Regions from separate parts of the Mus musculus genome. Here region 1 is linked to region 2. The links are chromatin loops, found by intact Hi-C in ENCODE. Cell type or tissue: left cerebral cortex. All regions are shown on one strand.

The links. Hi-C counts contacts between places; a loop is a spot of excess contacts. Peaks named below come from ENCODE experiments on the same cell type or tissue, not always from the same donor. Only the 100,000 strongest peaks of a DNase experiment are listed, where the experiment ranks them.
Region 1: a loop joins it to region 2, with 2.6 times the contacts of the local background. A loop is called at or near these places in 1 of 42 quality-filtered maps.

What each region holds. Positions count from the first base shown.
Region 1 is chrX:166,533,744-166,536,243 of GRCm38, reverse strand. Egfl6 (EGF-like-domain, multiple 6) reads left to right here. Exons shown (of 12, transcript NM_019397.3): 9 at 1-44. Among named protein-coding and RNA genes, the nearest start is that of Tceanc, 25 kb to the right of the region's middle. In left cerebral cortex, no CTCF peak of the experiment used is centred here; no DNase peak of the experiment used is centred here.
Region 2 is chrX:166,619,684-166,622,183 of GRCm38, reverse strand. No RefSeq gene overlaps it. Among named protein-coding and RNA genes, the nearest start is that of Egfl6, 35 kb to the right of the region's middle. In left cerebral cortex, no CTCF peak of the experiment used is centred here; DNase peaks (open chromatin) are centred at 358 and 1,084; H3K27ac peaks cover 659 bases.

The sequences.
Region 1 (2,500 bases), 86 kb after region 2:
CTACGTCCAAAGAAAAGAGCTAAATTCCAAACTGAAGCACAAAGGTAATGATATAACATTTAGTAATAATAATAATAATAATAACAGCTCTCATCTCAAAGAGAATAAATGGAGTGATCATGTCCTAGGAAGACAGATTTCAGGTACCTCAAACATCATGTTCCAATGTAGTAGCAGTTCCCTAGAGCTTTATGACAAAGAACAAAGAGGGTCATAAATCAAATCATTTTTTTCAAATGCATTAATGAAAATGCCAGGTTGATAGGTTCCAGCAAAGTGGGGGAAACCTCTGCTATAGCCCCCCCCCCCCGCTTTCTGATGGCATGTTTAACTTTGGGGCTTGTGGAATCTAGGAGTCTGCTAAATGAAATACACCCCAGAAAGATTTACCCAGTAGTCACAAAGATTTCAGGTCAGACATAGAGGTAGGCAACGAATGGCTATTAATAAAATTTAGCTCAAAATAATTTGGCTCTCAATCTGCAACATTCCAACCCCTTCTGCAGTCACTGAAATTCAAGTAGCCTTTGTAGAATGTTCTGTGTAGATTTGGCTCCTTTCTGGAAACTCCCCATTCCGGTAACTATGGCTTTTTTTTTCTAAGCATTTTATAATGTAAAACAGTAGCGAGCTCCTGGGAAGGAGCTAAAATGAGATCACCCTTCAGGAAGACCTTTGTTAGGAGATGATGCTCCAAAGCTGGGAAAGAGATGGTTCAGCTGAGGAGATAAATAGCAAGATGGCCACCAGGAGCCCTAACAGGAAGGAAGAGAGAGCCTTCTCTTTAAACCTGGAGAGCAAATGGGATTCAAAGAGTTAAGCCTTCATACCATGTGATCTAGCTTGGGCTGGCCTACATGCCTGCACGGAGACAGGCACTAGATAGTACTATATAAACTTACCTTGTAGCTATGAGGGGGAGGGACTTCGAGAAGCAGAGCATACTTTCTTATCAACCCCTGGGAGAGAGAGAAAAGCAGCCGGTGAGTCTGTGCTCACCCACTCTCTCCTGTATCATCTTTCGTTTGTTGAAATTACTGCCTCAATCATAAACAGCCAAGAGAAAACTCACTATGTCATGGCACACAGAACCAGTGCTGTGCTCCTTTTCCTGGGGAGACATGAATAAGCAGACATTTATTCACTCTAGATGTGGCACTAATGACAGGCCAAAGCAACCATTCTATGCAAGTTGGTGGAACAATGGGTTTATTTGGCTTACTTTAAGGAAGTATGAGCGAGTGAAAATAACTTTATCCCTGAGAGGTCCCACCTCATCAGTGATAATGTCAAAAAAAACTTATAAAAGCCAGAATGTGCCGGGTTTTTTTGTGCAGGAGTTGTTCTAAAGTCCTTTTCTCTTCTGGACATCCCACCCTCATGTTCCAGCGGCAGCGGGGTTTCTTTTCCTGTAGGTTATCGCTTTACTTTAGGCCATCTCTCTTAATGAAGCCCCTCTCCAAGTTTTGAAAGAAAGCCTCTTTCCCTTTAAGATCTCCATCATATTGCCTCTGATAAGATATTCCATCTCCTTTTAATGCTGTCCGATCTCAAAGCCAAACTCAACCTGTATAAATTGGACAGTCATATAGGTCTCAGTTTGATTTAGAATTCAGGCTCAGTCCTAGCACTCAGTGTCTGTGAAGCCTGGATAAATCACCTAGGAATTTTAGGTTTATTGAAGGTCCAATGATAGATATTTTTGATAATCAAATTAAATGACATGATGTTTGTGGAGGAAAAAAAAACATTTGGCAAATTGAGATGAGTCAAACAAACACACTAACAAAAACCAGCATCTGGCCCAGCAAGATGGCTCAGAAGGTAAAAAGTACCTGCCACCAAGTCTGATGACCTGATTTAGATGCCCAAGAACCACATGGGGGAAGGACCGAGCTGACTTCCACAAACTGTCCAATGCATAGTTAAAATGTAATTTAAAAAAAAATTTAAGGCCGGGCGTGGTGGCGCACACCTTTAGTCCCAGCACTCGGGAGGCAGAGGCAGGCAGATTTCTGAGTTCGAGGCCAGCCTGGTCTACAAAGTGAGTTCGAGGCCAGCCAGAGCTATACAGAGAAACCCTGCCTCAAAAAAAAAAAAAAAAAAAATTAAGGAGCTAGGCCAGGGGTGGCGCACACCTTTAATCTCAGCACTCCGGAGACAGAGGCAAGTAAATCTTGAGTTTGAGTGAGTTTGAGGCCAGTCTAGCCTACAGAGTCAATTCCAGGGTAGCTAAGGCTACACAGAATAACCTTGTCTCCAAAAACAAGCAAGCAAACCAAACCAAACCAAAACAAAGGATGGCCTATCAAGAGAGCGCACAGAATGCTAATCCCAGCATGCTGGGGGCAGTGGCAAGCAGAGCTCTGTAAGTTGGCAACCATTCTGATCTGCGTGGTGATGAGTTTCGGCCAGTTGGGGAGAGAAAGGGGGGCTGCTTATCCTCTTTCTGATCATTGATCCTTTGGCATAAGCAGCTGAATCCCTCAAACCGACATGA
Region 2 (2,500 bases):
GAAGATAAAGGCTGTGTGTTGAAACTTTGGTGGAAATTCTGAGGGCTAAGAAGCTGGTGGCATTTCGTAAGTGGCTCCTGAGAGTCACTGTTACAGACAGCCAGGAAGCTGTGTGGGGACAAGCCTGACAGTTCATATGCAAGCAACAATTCCATCTCTCCCAGGGTTCATTTCACAGGTGGATTTTGCCATCCGCTCCCTTGAATGCACTTGACTTTCTAAATCCACTTCTAAGACAAATGAGAACAAAGCATGAAATAGTAGACAAACTCTAGGCCAAATGTATGCAAATGCAGCGTTCTCATTCAGAAGAACTGGGCCAGATTTTGTGGGAGCAGCACAGCTCTGCCCCAGTTCTCAATCCTTGAATAGACTCCGAAGACAATGAACAGAGATGAGGGATTTCCCCTCCCCACTGGGTCTGCTATTTTCCTCATACACATTTGCAGCCTTGGACTGCAATCCAGTTTCAGCATTCCATCATTAGCTTGTCACAGCATCACCATCTTTGGTTGGTTGGTTGGGGGAGGGTTGGTTTTGGTTTTTGTTTGGCCCTGGCCTTTCGCCATACTTAAGCCATATTTCATCCAAGGTCTAGGGCTGAGTCCCGTGCCGCCGCCCCCCCCCCCCGCCCCCAGCCCACTTTCTGATAGGGAGAGAATGATACAGAAACAATAAAGACCAGTTAAGGGAAAAACTGGTTCCTTTTGGTCAAGAAAATGAAATGTCTGACTTGAGTGGAAATAGAAACAACTTAATCCAGTGAGGACAATAAATCACCTGATTACGGAAACGCCCCTCAGAAAGGCAGGCTCCGTAAGCCTCGAGGAAGAGATAAGTGCAATAATTACGGCTTTAATGAGACAATGAACTTTTACTTCCCAGAATTTCCTCCCCCATCACAGTCCTTATGATCCGCCCGGATGTTCAGGTGGGTCGTAACTATTTCTCTCTGTGTCTCTCTCTGTCTCTCTGTGTGTCTCTCTTTTCCAGGCTGCCCAGAGCCTAAGTCTGAGCTAAGTCTGCTTTTTTTCACTCTTTCTCTAAAGCTTCCCTCCCTGCCAAGTGGCTGCTGGTTCACCCTGAGGCTGACCTCCATGCAGGCCTAACCCAAACTGCATGGCACTTTCCCTTCTCCTCTTTGTTCTCCTCCTCCAAGTTGGCTGCTGAGATTTACAGCTTCCCTGCCCTGTGGTTTTCTTTTAAACTCTAGTCAAATTGATCTCCTTGAATAAACGTTGGGTTTGCTTGCCTCGCAAACTTTTCCTGCCTTTTCGCTCATTAAGTAGCAGAGAATGAACCTGCTCTGAACTCCTAAATGGTTTCAGGAAGAGAACAGCAAAACCGCCTGAAGGAAAACAGTGTCCTTGAGACTAGCTAAAAGGCAACTGTGTCCAACAGGCATTCCCGTGGCTTATCCCACAGTCCAAACGTGCCTTCAGTGGAAAATGAAACCCGGAAGTTCATCCATGAAGCAAAAGCTCCGTCAGCAGCATCAGCTGACTGCCTCAAACTCTCCAGGTGATTGTTTGCTCCATGCAGTGAGCACCCCATTTGATGGTGTTATCTCCATCTGTTGCCCTGAACTCTCCCAGCTTAGAACTCCATCTGTGCATTTCCTCTCTCGGTTTCTGCTGGATATTATCAATACCTAATGTACTGATGTTTTGCACTCTGTCTCTCTGTCTCTGTCTGTGTCTCTCTCCTTCCCTCCCTCTCTCCCTTCCCTTTTCTCTCCCCTGCAAAAGTAAGGGCCACAAAATACATCCACCTTAATGTTTTTGTTTTTTGAGCCAGGGCCTCTCACTGGACCTGAAGTTCACCTATGCATCGAGACAGGCTGCCAGCAAGCTCTAGGAATCATCATTCCTCCTCCTTCGGGCTGGCCTTCCAGGCATGCCCAGCTTTTCAAATGGGTGCTAGGGATCCAAAATCCAGTCCTCATGCCCAAGAAGCGCCTATTTGGCCAATTAAGCCATCTCCTCAGTCTTGAGACGGACTGACTTGTACATCAACTCTGAATGTGATCTCAAATGGAAATGGGTGATTCCTAAGCAAAAAGGCATAAGAAAAATGTCTGGCCTGGCCTATGACCATCATCTGGATGTATCTTAGACACCTCTAGCTATAGAAAACATTAGTAACCCAGGGGCCTGGTGGCTGTCTCTGCAATCTATCAAAATGTGTACACCCAAGTCACTTTTCCTGCTGCTGATTGAGTTGGGACATGATTTAAGAGATCCACTGTTAAGAGAAATTACTTTTCTTCTGACGGTGGACTCTGAGACCAAAATACTCAGGCCACTCTGCCACCCTTCTTGGTTGTATTCTAGGATGCTCCAAGCAACCTTCCTCCCTTCTGTCCTTCACACACTTCCACTCCAGCATTGCCTAACATTGTCTATATTTTCTCCCGTGGGCATTGTCCCTAATATAATCCTTGTTCCCTTTCTGACCGACCAAGCTTAATCCATACCCCTCTCTAGGTCTTACTTCGGTT